Regions from separate parts of the Homo sapiens genome. Here region 1 is linked to region 2. A link is an interaction called in ENCODE POLR2A ChIA-PET data of the cell type or tissue named here. Cell type or tissue: Panc1. All regions are shown on one strand.

Evidence for each region. ChIA-PET counts read pairs that join two places held together with the same protein. Peaks named below come from ENCODE experiments on the same cell type or tissue, not always from the same donor. Only the 100,000 strongest peaks of a DNase experiment are listed, where the experiment ranks them.
Region 1: POLR2A ChIA-PET joins it to region 2 with 16 read pairs; 2 of 35 experiments call an interaction of 5 or more read pairs at or near these places.

What each region holds. Positions count from the first base shown.
Region 1 is chr2:12,585,339-12,593,338 of GRCh38, forward strand. No RefSeq gene overlaps it. Among named protein-coding and RNA genes, the nearest start is that of TRIB2, 130 kb to the right of the region's middle. In Panc1, no CTCF peak of the experiment used is centred here; a DNase peak (open chromatin) is centred at 3,093; H3K4me3 peaks cover 259 bases; H3K27ac peaks cover 928 bases.
Region 2 is chr2:12,681,459-12,689,458 of GRCh38, forward strand. No RefSeq gene overlaps it. Among named protein-coding and RNA genes, the nearest start is that of TRIB2, 31 kb to the right of the region's middle. In Panc1, no CTCF peak of the experiment used is centred here; no DNase peak of the experiment used is centred here; H3K4me3 peaks cover 491 bases; H3K27ac peaks cover 228 bases.

The sequences.
Region 1 (8,000 bases), 96 kb before region 2:
GTACAGATTGTTTCAAATATACAGAAGCTAGGATGGGAGGACAAAAAATTTCTGATGGTTAAAAAACCATATTGAAGGAATGAGAAAAAATATCCACCTTCCCACAAAGCAGTGCAAGATAAAGGTCTACCACACACTAGACATTTGGCTAGGGACCATGCTTATTGCATAGTTTAAGATGTGAGGGGACATTAAGGTGGCACCCAGATGAATGATAAAAAGATCAAAGTGAATACACACTCCCTATCTGTTGGCAAACAGCAGAGATATATACGTCTTATCTCATATAAGAAAAAACTAGAAAAGAACAACAGAAAACAACAACATGGGCTGTATGAAAACATTCTGACACATGACAAGGTGAGACATAGCAATAAAGATTCAGAGAAAAGCAAAATAATTCACTACAAATGGCAGAAAAAAAGTAGAATGCATCTGCTTTGTGTTCTCAGTATATAAAAAAATATTGTTGCTATGAAGTAAGACAGAATTTGTGTTGGTCAAGTGGAAAATAAGGTTTTAAAGGAGCTGGCAGAGTTACGGAGAAAATGTAATTAAACTACAATATGATATCAAAAAATAAAATATACATTGGAGACAGTAAACAGCTGAATTTAGACTTGTTCAATCACTGATGAATGCAAGGTCAGCAAACAGTGGTTCACAGGCCTAATCTGGTACATCCCTGTTTTTATATTGCCCATGAGCTAAGAATAACTTTTACATTTTTAAATGGTTGAAAAAAAAACCCAAAGAAGAATAAAATTTTGTGGCATACGGAACTTATATGAAATTCAAATTTCAATGTCATGCATAAAGTTGGATTGGAACACAGTGCCACTCCCCCATCCATTTACATATTATCTATAGCTGATTTCTGGATCCAAAGGCGGAATATTTGGAATAGAGATCATATAGCTCACAGAGCTAGAAATATTAACTATTTGACCCTTTAGAAAGAAGATTTGCCAACTTCTAATGCAGAGGACTTATTAACTAGAGAAACATGTTCTCAAAAGTGACATTTCTTTTTTTCTTTTTTCCTTTAGTGCGGTTGTGTTATTAACTTGAAATGCAGTTTGGTTACTTTGTTTCTGTTCGCATTCCATGTGGAGTTTTTTTCTTCCGTTCTTATTAATTATATTTGCGTATGCAAAATATTAATATAGTTCTAAAAGTCAGATCTAGTAGGTTCTTGAAAACTGGACTTCAAGCTAAATGATGTATAATGAAACCAACTTTACCACAGGCTAATTGATATAAATAGGACTTAAGTTCCTGCAGCATATTTCTAATCACAAAAACATCATCAAACTTCTAAATAAAGAGCAAAACACTTCTAATATTAAACATTGAAATTAATATGAGCTATGCACATATTTAAGAAAGATGAATAAAAACAAGTAATAGTGCTCAATAAATACGTGTGTCTTCATTCTGCTATCTTATAGAAGCATAGTTAAGAAATATACAACAACTAGAAGTCAGTCTTGGGGTGCATTAGTTGTATATAACAAATGTACACAGATTTGGTAACTTAAAACAACACAGATTTCTTATCTTACAGCTTCCGTGAGTCAGAAGTCCAGGTACAGCGTAACTAGGTTCTCTGCTCAGACAATCAAGGTGTCTACTAGGACTGTGAACTCATCTGAGGCTTGGCATTTTCTTCCAAGCTCACTGTTAGTTTGCAGAATTCAACTCCTTGTAGTTGTGAGACAGAACTCCTGAGGTTCTAGAAGACACCTGTCATTCTCTGTCATGTGGCTCTTTCCACAACAAGGCACCTGTTTTAAATGGCTCGCCTGATTATATCAGACTCACTCAGGATAATCTCTCTTAGACTACCTCAAAGTCAATTAATTAGGGCCCTTAATTACATTTTCAAAATCTTTTCACCTTTGATGTATAACTGATCTAGTTACAGAAGAGATACCCTTCCTATTGCTCCTACACTCAAGGGGTAAGTATTGTACAAGGATGTGGGCCATTGGGGGTCACTTTAGAAGTCTGCCTGCTGCATGGGCTCTTCCCTCATTGTGTGCCTCCTCGGGCTTGCATGCTATCTAGAGGACCCAATCATCCCACAGAAGAATGATGTCAGCAGGAAAGGCCGGGAGTAGAGTGTATGTGCACTGTGTAGCCTGTGAGTAGACCTGGTTGGCTTTGTGACCTCAAGTAAGTCATTTCAAGTATATTTGCTTTTCCTATTGGGAGTCAATTCTCCATTGGGTTTTCCCATTTCTGAAGGTATTGCAAGCAGAAGCACTAAAAGATAACTATATTTTCAAGGATGTTTGTATAGCAAGAAGCCTTGGAAGATATAGATAGCATCATCCTCCAGAGTAGAGGGTAAGTTTGTTAAGTGCCAGGTAAAAGAAAGATAATGTCTTCCTTCTGGGAAAAAATTCCCACAAGTTTGCTTGCAATCTAGTATAAAAGATTTGAGTTCATGAGATTGGAGTTCCTCATTTGTGATGCACACCTGTGCATGCAGCATTCACCTGAGTCCACTTTTGTGTTGCCTCCATTAGAAGTTGGAACAAGGCGAACCAATGCAACCATGAAGTTTATGCTGCTGTCTGTGTTGTAAACAATGGTCCTTTGTCTCTGGTCCAGGAGTCTCATTTCTTCTGCCGGCACTCATGAACCTGCAATAGCTAACTTGCCTGGTTGCAAAGAAAAGAAAATCTCAGATATTCCATGGTTCTTAACATTTCCCCATAGTACCTTTATATGAGGGGTGCTTCCAACTTCACTTGCTTAACACCATGACCTATGGTCCTTCTAACTCACCCTCTAGTATCACTTCCTCCTTGGAAAGTTTCTTAACTCATCCCCTTTCTTCTAGAAAAAGTCATTCACACTCTCTTCCACACAGTACTTCCTCCTTCCTCCTTAACCACAGTTTCACTTTCCAGTTTCACTTTTCAGTTACCTATGGTTAACTGCAGTCTGGAAACATTAAATGGAAAATCTCAGAAAGAAATCATGTTGTAAATTGTGTGCCATTGTGAGTAGCATGATGAAACCTTGTGCTGCCTTGCTCTCTCCTGCCCAGCACTTGATTCATCCCTCTGTCCAATGTATCCACACTGCGTATGCTCCCGGCCTGTGAGTCACTCAGTAGCCATCCCAGCTCTCAGAATCACTGTCCTGGTATTGCAGTACTTGTGTGCAGGAAACCTTGTTTCGCTTAATAATGGCCTCAGAGTGCAACAATAGTGAAACTGGCATATTGTGATCAAGGTTCTATTTTATTATTGTTGTTAATCTCTTACTGTGCCTAATTTATGAGCTAAACTTTATCATAGGTATGTATGTACAGAAAAAAGTGTAGTATGTATAGGGTTCAGTACCATTTGCAGTTTCAGGCATCCAGTGGGGGTCTTAGAACATATTCCATAGAACATATTCCCCACGGAAATGGAGGGACTACTGTATTACCCTTCCACTTATGCCATAAAGGTCAGATTAAAAGGAAAACTGTCTTCCCCAAAACTACACATCATTTTGAGAATAAGGAATTGCAACATATCTAGTTCTATATAAAATCTACTATAGAGGACTTTCCCAAATATTTTACTTTTCAAATCAGATTAGTATTTGGAGAAGAGACATTAACATGAAGCAACCTCAGTAAACATTGGTATTGGATCTCCATAGAAGTCTCTTAACGGGATTATTAACAAAGGGGGCAAAGAAATGTAATTTAGGTGTAATTATTTCTCTGGGGATTGGGAGTTGGTGATGACCTCCCAAGTTCATTTCTTGCACGTTGTCACAAACAAGGATATCAAAACCACTTTAGGAACGCAATTGGGTAAGAGATGTATGTTGCAAAGATCATGAATAGTAAATAGAAACTTGTGACTTGGGAAAAAACTTCCAGTGACAACCTTTTATAAAGATTCAAGAAGATCTGCCTCTCAAACCTAAATAAAGATTAGGCGCACTAGGTGACTCAAAGAGCGCTTTGATTGACAAGGAAGACATGATACTGAGGAGACAGGATGAGTTCAAATAAACTTGCATCAGGAAATGAGCAGAGAAAAATTAACATACTTTACACATGATTGAATGTTAAATGTGTAGCTATTTTGAAAGGTAGATATTTTATTATTTGGCTACCTTAGTTATTTGTAGAGACATTGTGTGTGTGTGTGTGTGTGTGTGTGATCCTATTTTGCACTTCCTGACAAGGAACCTGTGGCTGTCGTTATATTCACAGCTCTGCTGTATTCGGTGGTAGTTAGTAAACGTTCCCTGCATCTTGCACGTGATAGACAGTCTCCACTTCTGAATGAGATGAAGTTAGAGATCATTGTATCCTCAACATTTTGCATCCTATTTGACACACGGTGGTCAGAAAAATTCATGTTGAAAATTAAATTTTTCACCTGAGACATCAATTTTCATCTCTATAAAATAAGGTGATTTGAGCAACCAATCTCCACTGTCCTTCTGGGCTCAGAGGTTCCAAGAGTCCTTCATCTAGAAGCTGCTGGAAATCAGTGCTGTAACTGGCTGCAAATTCCTGTGAGAAGACTTCGTGGAAGTCTCCCCTCAGAGGCCTAATCAAGAAAGCCTTCTAGGGCTGAAAGCCACCTTTGTGACACTGCCCCACCTCCCCCCCTTGCAAAGGGGCCAGGGTTTCTGTGGGAAGAAGGGAAGCTCATGCTTTATGGCATGTTTTGCTAATGTGACAATCAAAGGCCTTCCAGGTGTTAATGGTGGCAACGGTGCAGAAAGCCCAGAGTGACATAATTCGGTTCTGGCTTGTGTTGGTCTGATTGCCTTTTTTGGCATCAGCTAACTCTCAGTTTCCTTTCACCTTTTGGTTGAAATGAACCGAGTGAGCTGAGGCGAAGTTTCCTAGGATTAGGATGTAAACCTGATCTTCCTGTACCCCAGATCCCAGGGCTGGAAATCAGCTGGCTGAGGAGAGGGAGGTGGAGAGGTGGGCAACTACTCACCCCATGGAAGCCACAGCTCTCACCATGTTTAAGAGAGACTGGAGAAGAAAACAAGGTCCACAGAGTCTCCTAATTACAAACAAGGGCCTGTCTCTTCTCATCCACATTAATTAATGCTGTTGCCTGGCTTTGCTTGTACAGAAGCTGAGTGGCTTATTCCGCCTTGCTCATGAAATTCTCAAGTCAAAGCATTCTGCTCGGCTGGCCATGGTGCCTGGCAGCATGGGGACAGACCTTCCCAATTATCACCTCCAGAATAAACCTATTCAGTTCTCTGCAAAAACAAATGACATCAGCAACAATAACCACGCAATCACACTGGCATTTACTTCTACCTGAAATGCATTCCCTGTAATTCAAAACAACCTAGTACAGTGGGCAGGAAAGGTGTTGCTATTTGCACTGGCGAAATGAGAACATGAAGGCCCGGGGGAGCAAAGCAACCTCCTGGGGATAATAAAGTGCATCAGGCAGACTGGATCCTGGTCCTTGGTCTTAAACTCTCAGAAGGAGTAGACTTTCTTATGAAAACCACTTCACTTGAAGTCACCCCAGAACTGAATTTTCCTCACTTTTTCTCAGCCCGTGGTATGGGAAGAGTAAGGTGTTGGGAATGGGTTAGCTATATTTAAACACTAATTCCATGGTTTACTAACTGTGTTATTTAGCATCTCATAAGGACAGTTAATTTATCTATAAAATGATCATAATAATGCTTTTCTCATGGGATTTCTGGATTATATAAATGCAAAAATATAAGTACTTTTAGATACTTAACAAATATATGAGTTCCTTTTTCCTTTCTTTAAGGGACACAGTCCTTCACCATCAGCAATTTTATTTACAGATCTCTCAAATGGCAGGGCTACAGAGAAACATATGAAAAATAATATATTAAGCTATGGGATTAAACATATCATGGAGGGTGCCATGGTAGGGAGGACTTCATATTTTTGAGTTTTCAGTCCCATCACCAAAAAGGATAGATAGGCCCCTCTCTTACCACATGCCAGCTTCTCTTTGGCTGTCAATCTGCAGTTCCATATTGCAGCCTCACTTGTCAGAGATTAGGGCCTCAGACACCAATAAATTCACTGGTTGTTGCTATAAAGGCCTCTGAACAAAATGGGACATGACAAAGGAAACTAATGACAACTTTCCATTCTACATACCATTGCAGGCTGGAGCTCAGACTCCCAGAAACATTCCCTGCACTGAAGGAACCTCCAGTTCTCAGGACCCACTCTTCATTCTCCTGCTCTTTGGGCAGAATGCATAAATTGGTTAATGCTACCTGGACTTTAGCAGTTAAAAAAATTACAGTGTGGAAGGTACTGGTTTAGTTTTAAGCAAACATCTGCTGAGGGCAAGGGACGCACTCACTTAAAAGATGAAACTAGTTTGGGTAATGTACTAGTTCCTTCTCATGCTGCTAATAAAGACATACTCAATACTAGTCATTTATAAAGGAAAGATGCTTAATTGATTCACAGTTCAGTATTGCTGGGGAGGCCACAGGAAACTTACAATCATGATGCAAAGGGGAAGCAACATGTCCTTTCTCACTGATGGCAGGCAGGAGAAATGCCCAGCCAAAGGGAGAAAAGCCCTTTATAAAACCATCAGATATTTTGAGAACTCACTCGCTATCATGGAAACAGCATGGGGGTAACCATCCCCATGATTAAATTACCTCCCACCTGGTCCCTCCCAGGACACGTGGGGATTATGGGAACTGCAATTCAAGATGAGATTTGGGTAGGCACACAGCCAGACCATATCAGGTAAGATATTCAGTATCTAAAGCTAAATAATGAAGAGAAATCAAACAACTTCTTCATAGCTAACTTCTAAAATTCTGTCAAATATTTTCTGGTCAGGTTAACTTCAAGCATATTTACACAGTTTCCTCTGTAATCTAAGTTTTGTTTAAGCTCAGGCAGAGTCAAATTTAACAAGTTTCTGATTCCGGCACATTTAGTCCATTAACATGCCATTTTGTGAAAGTAATATTGAAACAATTCTCTAGTATTTTGAGACTTTCTGAGCAGGAAGATAGATAGGACCAACTATGTACTTTGTGAGATCCAGTGCACATGTGGGAATCCTGGTTCAAAAACTACTTAGAATTTCAAAGTGGTGATAAGAGATTACTAAACTAAGCATGCAGCCTTTCTGAGGGCAGGATCTTATGCAACGTTTCAAAGAGCAATTACTAAAGGTCTTTAGATCTGGGTACTTTCCACAGATTCTTTAAAATACGCATTTAGATCTTACAAACAAGAGATGTATAAAAGTAATGAATCAACAGCCTGGAGAAGGCTTGCAAGTGTTCATTCATTCACTCATCACTCGATTTAATGAGGGCCTATCATGTGTACTACTTGAGACTCAGAATGCAAAGATTTGTAGAGACCAACAATTGCTTCACATTTCGATACACCAGCACAGCAGAGAGTCTTCCATAAGGAAGGTTTTCAGTAAAAGGCTAAGGAAACATATAGTCTGGCTGAGAAGATTCCATGGGTGGAGACTGAATAGACAGCATAGAGTCCAGGGCAATAACTGCCCCCGTAGAAGCATATATGGGAGAAAGCTATCCTTGCCACTTGATTACATTGTAAGGACCACAAAAATCTGAACAGTTCTTGCCACCTTGATTTTTCTTCAGCTGTTATTTACAAGCATAGGACTTCCAAGGCTATGAGTTGGACATCTATAGGTGAGACAAAGGTGGCCCAATCAATGATGCTCCAGGAGTATAGTAGAAGCAGGAGACAGCATACTTAGACCCACTGACTTTCACTTTGCCCAACTCATTACAGATAGAACCTGTGCCATCTTGAAAAGACAAAGGCCACCACAAGCAATTTCTCCACCACATACAGCTCAATCCTTTATTCTAACAAATGGGGTCTGTTATGTTGTATCCTAAGGTTGTGGATATGCAGATGATCATTTATTTTCAATTAATAGTACAGTGTATGGAAAAGGTTGGAACAAGCCTGGGTTCCAAATGAGCCC
Region 2 (8,000 bases):
CTTGTCCTCGTGATCCACCCACCTCGGCCTCCCAAAGTGCTGGGATTACAGGTGTGAGCCATCACACCTGGCAGAGCTGCAATTTTAATGGAGGTGTCAGAGGAGGCCTCAGGGCTTGCAGGTCATGAGGGGTTCACCATATGGGCAGTGGGGCAGAGTCTCTAGACAGTAAATGGGAAGGCCCAAAGGCAGGGGTGAGCCACATTGGGGAAGAGTAAACAAGACACAAAGGGAAGAGTCAAAATGGAAAAAACTGGACCACACAGAGCTTTGAAGGCTTCTGGAATGAGTTTAGTGTTCATCCCAGGTGGAACGCGTGCCATGGTGAGGCTGGGAGCAAGATGCGGCATGGAGATCCCAACTTGCGGTGTGAAAAGATCACTCTGGCTGGTATGTTGAGAGACACAGTGGGAGCTGAGAGTCAAAGCAGGGAGGCCCTTAGGAGGCTGCTTCAGTAATCCAGGCAGGAATCATGTATTAAAAAAAAGGAAAAATCAAAACTTACATTGCTCCAGGCACATGCCTCATGGACTGCAATAACAATGGGTTCTTCCCATAAAAACTGTGCAGAGTTGATATTTGAAAACCCCATTCCATTATTCTGATGGGAAAATGGAATTTGGGAATTAAGACCTTCCCCAGTGTCTCATACTGGAGCTCAGCTTCAAATCCTGACTCCGCAGCCTTGAGCACCTGCTGCACGCAGCACCCTGCAAGGCATGGAGGAGACTCCACCCTCCGGAGCTCCAGGCTAGCAGCTGATGAGATGGGGAGGGCCACATATGCAAAAGTCAAAGGACAAGAAGATGGGAGAAGCCAACCCTTCTGTGTCTAATGCATGCTCTGCTCCCTCAGAGCTTTTCCCCAGCCAATATACTTCTCAGGGAGGGACCCATAAGACACGAGGCAGGGCCTGGGAGTAATTTAAGGAAGGCATGGAGGAAAACCGGAAGAGTCAGAAGAAAATAACAACAACAGAAACACATCACACAGACTCCAGACTCCAGGGTGTAGAGAAAAAGACAGGAAGGGAGGAATGTAGGACAGAAGGGAGGAAGAACTGGAGTGGGGAAGAGGGGAAGGGAGGGAAGGAAGGAGAAAGGGAGAGAAGGAAGTCAATGCTCCAGTTCAGGGTCGTGTCTCTATTTCTCTGCCTGGAACACTTGCCTCTCTCCTCCTCTCTCTCCCTTCATCAATCTTTATCAGAGATGGGGTTATACAGTTTCACACCTTCTTCCTTGGAAAGTAAGTCCATAAAAAGCGAATGAGCTGTGCAGATCCTGGCCTTCCTCTGCTCTGGTCTGCATTTCACTGGGTTGATGATGCACCCTGCAGTTCCCAGACTCCCCTCTCAGCTGGCTTTGGGCTTCAGTTGGCCATAGTGTCTTGGAGGAGAGCTAGGAAAGGGCAAGAAAGAAAAAGTCTGGGTTGTTTTCCTTTTCCCTCTTCCCTTCAGCCTTTCCAACCCCTGCCCCTTGACCTGGAAAGCACAGCCTTGTCCCTTTGCTGTTCAGTTTGGGATGGACCTGGCTCCCTATTTTTTTTTTTTTGTGCTAATCTCTGAGTTGCTTTGTCCTACTCTGTTTGGTTTTTCTGATCTTCTATCACCACTGAAGCTAATTCATTGGATTAAATTCCTCCTGTTCTAAATACTTAAAGAGGCTCCTGATTTTCTTGAATGACACACAAGCATAATTTTAAACAATAGAAATCCATGCATTATAAAACTAAAAAGAGTACAAAGAAGGATTCCATTTTTAAAACACCTCCCTTTAAAAATGGGTTCCACTTCAGATGGATAATTTAACAATAAGAACTTTTGTTTGAATAGAAGTCAAAGTGTTTACAGGCATAAAAGTATTTCTGAAAGAATAATCATCGGTTTCTTTAACAGTACTATAATGAATTAAGACACAGTACTATCCACAAGTTCATCAATATTTAATTTTCTTCTAAAAACCACATTAGGATTAACATTACAAAGAAAACAGGTTTTTGTTGCAAGGAAAAATGTATCTCTGTGATATGATTGTTTCATGTGATACGTCTGTTAGCATAACGCAGTGGAAGGGAGGTTATTTATATGAACAAAATCTCTTTTTCTGAATTTCTGCCCCTTGTTACTTTTACAAACGAAGCATCACTTGATCAGCAGGAAGACACAGTACACAAAGCTTTGCCACAGCAGGATATGTTCCCTAATGTTTGGCTAATCTTTGGGTGTTCTCAAAGAAAGTAATGGAAGAATTTTAATAGCAGGGGTTATATGAACTTCTTCTTGAATTACCTGGGTCAGCTAAACACTTTGCAAGATGTTATGGCACAAGACCCATATAAGTATGTCCAGAATCTCTACACTGCCATATTCAGAACCAATTTGTAGCTCTTTTCTAAGTGCTAAGCTTTAATAGATAACGCTGTTAATAATTAATCCTTTTCTTAAAGTGCTTTGATTTTTCTGATTCATATTCCGCTAAGTATTTTTTTGGCAACTGAAAGCTTACTGAGCCAAGGCACAATTACAATGGTGAAGGAACCATATATTCCAGTCCCCATGAGATGCTAATGAAGGAGGCTAGGCAGGTGTGCCGACTTCAGCCTGCAAAAGAAGCTTGGCATTATTCATCTCATCACAAGAGGCACATTTAGCCCAAATTAAAATACCCATGCACACTGGTCACCACACATGCTATTCCACATGAGTGCCTTTGTTAGTACCATTGCCTTTCTCACCTCTACCCTGCTACTGCCTGCTCATCTCTGAAGATTCAGCCATCACCTCCTTCAAGAAGTCCTCCTTGATTCCTCCCCCAGCCCAGGCTTGCTTGGTAGCCTCCCCTCAGCTTTGCCTTACTTGCCTCTGCTTTTTTCTGCACATTGTACCATGGTGATCCCTTTGTGGGTCTGCAGCCCCTATGGACTCCGAGCTTCTGCAAAGCATGGTCTATGTGAATGTGGAGCTTAAAACAGCTTCTCAGTACATGTTTTCTGAACAAAGCTGAGCTGAGCAGAGCAGACTGGCTGATAATTTATGAAGTCTAGATTATGCCTCCAGCAAAACTGCAAAAGGCAACATTTCCTCTAGCCCAGTGCTCCATGACCATTTCAGGACACAGCTGAACACTCATCTTATTTCTGTACAGTCGCCTGTGTGCCGACACGGCTTGCATTTTTCCTTTTCTTTTGGCTTTCTTCCTGTAAGAATTACACAATCTCCTGTCCTCCTCTTACCTCCTCCTCCTCCTCCTGCACTATACCTCCAGCTATGAAAAGCTATGAATAAAGAAAGACAGCTGGCACTTCAGGATCCTGTTACTGATTCAATACGTGCATACCTTTCCATGAGTCCTGCCGAGTTGCATCTTCTTGACAATGGCAATGCCAAATCAGCCTTGATTCTTTCCCATACAGAAAAATACAGACCTCAGAAGCCTGAAAGGGCTTGTGGGGCTCAATCAGACTTGCTCCATCCTATGGGAACATAATGGATCACACATAGGCAAACCTGCCTTCGAAAAGCCTCTACCATCGGCTTTCTGTTTGTGATCCCAGGCCAGATACTGCATTTCTTTGCAGCTTTGTTTCTTCATTTCTAAAATAAGATTAATACTCTACATTACACAGTGTTTGGGGGAGGATTAATAAGATAATATTATGCAGACTCTATCACCTAATGGCAAAAAATGGGTAGAAATAATATTGGTTTTTATTTTGGTCCCACCCCCCCAAAATTCATATGTTGAAGTTCTCACCCCCAGTTCCTTGTAATGTGACCTTATTTGGAGCTAGAATCTTTACAGAGGTAATCAAATCAAAATGAGGTCATTAGGGTGGGCCCTGATCCAACATAACTGATGTCCTTACATAAAGGGGAAATTTGACCACAGAGCCAGGCGCACAGTGAGAACGCTGTGTGAAGATGAATGGAGAGATCAGATTGGAGTGAGGAGTCTACAAGCCAAGGAACGCCAGATGTGGCCCACAATCCCCCAGGAGCTGGGGGAGAGGCTAGGAACAGGGTCTCCCTTATACCTCCAGAAGGGATCAGCCCTATAAACCCTTGATCTTGAACTTCTGGCCTCTAGAACTGCAAGATGATAGTGTCTGTTGCTTAAGCCCTCCAGTTTGTGGTAGTTTATGTTTGAAGATGCTCAAAAATGGAGATGTTAAACAAAAACCTAAGTCACCAGGACAGGTCCAGGAGTTAGACCCAGGCCAGCAGCGCCTTTCCACTAGAGCCCTTTGTTCAGCCAGTGGCTAAAGTGTCAGTCACCACAGTCTCTACCCAGGCCCCTCACATGCCACCTCCTGCAGCAGAGCCCCTTCATCTCCACATCATCTCCCTGTCCCAAAGGGCCTTGAGCACACCCTCCTCTCCAACCTGGCCCTTCAGGGAGGAAGGACAGATGGCTTCCAGTGGGATTCTACTTTAATTGGTCTAGAGTGGGGCTCAGTCATCACTGCTTTAAGAGCTCTCTGGATGACCCTCACGTGCAGCCGGTAAGGATGTCTGCCTTAGACCACACGGCCCTACAGTGAGGCCAGTGCTGTCTTCCTTGTGGGTGTCTGCCATGCACCATCCAGTGGGTGCTCCCGTGGGTGGGGAACCAGTGAATGGAGTCCCTGGTAACAGATGAAAACCAATGAACCTCCTTGAGCATATGGTGCCTGCCTAGCAGTCAGGGGCTCAGGCCCTTACAAAAGCCGCTTAGCTGCCTGCCTCCATCCCCCCACCGCCCTCCATGCTCTGTGCTGCCTCACGGCCTCATTCCTGCCTGGAATCCCAAATCACCTGGCCTTCACATCAAGGAGGGCTGAGTCACTACATGGAGGGGTAGTTTCCATCCAGTTTTTTTTTTTTTATTAATTCTATAGGCCAGTCACATTCTCATTAAGAGGGGATGACCCTCTGATATGGCCAGGGTTCTTTCTGAAATAATAACAACAAATAATAATAAAGCAATAGAATAAAAATAAATAAAGATAACCTCCCTGTTGAAAACAATTGAGTATCCATTGTCTGTTTCAAGTAGTCCACCTCCCTTTGTGAACCATCGTAGCCTGCTGCTGTCCTCAGCTAGTAATCATCCTAATTTTTTTTTTTCTGTGCTGCAATAAACTGAGATATGTTGACCTACTTAATTCTCCCTCACCCACAACAGGCTTTCTCCTGCATCGGGACTGTTGCTCCTGCTGTTCCTTCTCCCTAACCACCTGGGACCCTGTTTTCAACACTTAGTTCACGAATCTCCTTCTCTGATCCCCCTTCTTAAAAATCCTCCATCCAGAACTGACCCCCAAGGCAGGGCCCAGTGTCAGGGCTTCCTTCAGCCTCTTGGTTTGCTTTCACATGGTTTTGTCTGTGATGATGAACATCTATGGTCTCTCTCCCCAACCCTCCAGAATCTTGAGAACTGTGGCTAGGTCTTACTCATACCTGTATCATCCGGCAACTGGCACGTAGAATGTGCCAGTTTGTTGAATGAATGAGTAAATAATATTAATTGATGTTTACTAGTGCTTTCCAGTTTACAAAGTATTGCCAATGACAGAGTATGAGTGAAAGAGAAAGAAAGATTATGCAGATTTACGAGCTGTTCCATGCAGGACTCTGGCCAACACCGACTCAATTTTAAATGAGTTACTGCTCTCTGAGGGCCTGCAATGGAAATACGGCTGTGAGGAGACTGTGGTGGTTTTGCATCTGGACAAAAGAGGGCAAGTTTACACACCATGGTGCAGAGGAGCCAGCTTCATCCCACTGCAATTTGATTGATACCATGACTTCGGCCAGTCTTCACATCAAGCGGGAACCTTGAATGCTGGCATTTATAAGGAAAGGTCAGCAGAGTTAACAGACGTGCCTGTGGCCATGCAGAGAGGCAGGTTGTGGTGCTTCCACCAGTGAGTAGGAACACCCTCCCAAAGAGGCCATATCCTGAAAGCAAAGGTGGTTCCCTTCCTATTCATTCATGCCCCAATCTCTGAGGGAGTTTTAATCTCCATTTTGAACTCTAAACCTTTTGCCAAGACCTCTGGTGAAGTCATTTGGAAATGGTGAGGCCCACACAGAAGGAGAACTGGCTTGGAGGCAGCCCTGAACAGGACCTCTTGCCTTGGGCCCTAGAGAGGCTACTGGATGCATCAAGAGTAGATGCATCACCAGTCCTGTCTACTGTTCACTCTGTTTCAGCTCCTTAAAAATACCCAGCATGGCCCTGTCCACCAAAGAGTATCTGAGACAGGTCTCAATCAATTCAGAAGTTTATTTTGCCAAGGTAAATGACATGACCAGGAGACAGGTCTGTTCCTTTCTCTAAGGATGGTTTTGAAGGCTCCAATATTTAAAGGGGAAAAGAGGGCTGGAGGGGAAAGAGGGAGGGTATGGTAACATTACTGAATCCACATTACAAGTGAAAAGGAGCAGCTAGGAGAATCATCAATCATGTATTTGTCTCAGGCTCAGTAAATCAGCACTTTACATAAGATAAGGTGAACATAGAGTAGCAACCTGTGGAGATATTTAACCTTTCATCTGTAGCTACCTGGCACATTCTGACTCTGGAGTTGTGTAGCTTGCCATCTGTAGTCTGTCTGTGGCTCTCTTGCTTTTATTCTGCATTCTTTCCAGATTCCACATCCCTCTTTTGGTTCCAATCCTTAGTCAGCTTCTGTGGATCAACGACTTGATTTCAGATTAGCAATCTCAGCTTTTACCTTCAGTAGCCATTACGCCACCTCCTACAGCAACCCTGCTGCCATCACTGCCTGTAACACACCCAAAGACGCATCTGTGGGTCTCTGACTGACAGCTTCATATGCTGAAACCACAGGGAAGAGGCTTCCCAAGCCTCCTTAAACCCTAGGTCTTCTGTTGTTTATTCCAGCCCAACCAGGTCTCTGTCTGGCAGGGAGATGGCTCTGACTCCAAGGCGGTTATCTGCCCACTGGGTAGCATCAAGCCCAGGCTCACTGCCTAGCTCCAGTCATTCCTCTGTGGTAAATTGCCTCCATGCCTATGCAATGAGGAAGCTTCCACAGAGCCACTCTTCTTCTATTAGAAACACTGATCATTGAGAAGCCCACAGCTAGAGAGGTAACCCACCTTTTCTAACTATGTTGAGTCTTCCTATGTCTATATTACTGACTTTACTGTCATCTCATTTTAGTTTTCTGCCTTACTCTGTTTTTTCAGTTTCTTTCTAATTTTTAAATTCTCAAATCCTTAGGAAAAAGAGATGAAAATAAGTACATAACTTAAATGAAGTATTAGATTAACCAAAACAGAGACGATCCAGGACAATGAAGCATGTTTTATGTTTTATATGAGGTCTCCAAGATGAGAATTAATTGGAGGGTTTTTATGCTCTTGAAATTTCTCAGATAACAAAGGTTTTAAATCTTAGAAACACAGGCACAGGGGGAAGGAGATTTAGAGGTTTCTAATCTAATATTTGAATTCTAAAGATAGGAATATAAAACCCAGGGGGAAAAATTCACCCAAAAGTCATGAGGTAATGTGTGTCAAAGACAACGTCCTTTATTCAATAACCCATTTGATCACTGAGTACCTACCATATAGCCAGAAGGTCAGTGTAGAAAAGTGATTGATAGAATGGACTTTGGATTTAGATAGTCGTGAATGCAAATACCTATTTACATCTCATGCTCTATTAAGTCACTGCAGCAAGCTATGTAATCTGAGAGTTAGCTTCCTTTGCATAAAATGTGGATAGTAGTACTTACTTCAGAGGGTTGTCTTGGTGGCAAAACGAGGTCCTACATTAAATCCTTCAGTACAATACATGTCACATAGCTAAGCTCAATAAATGTCAGCTACATTTTTGCAATTGCCCAGCTCCAAGCACAGGATTATTCCCCCAACATTATGAAGCAACAGAATGCAGAGTAATGTCTGTCAAGATATTTGGACTACAGAATCCAGGTTTTTACCTTGATTATCTCGGCTTCAAACACAGGTATGTCCCAAATGAACTGCT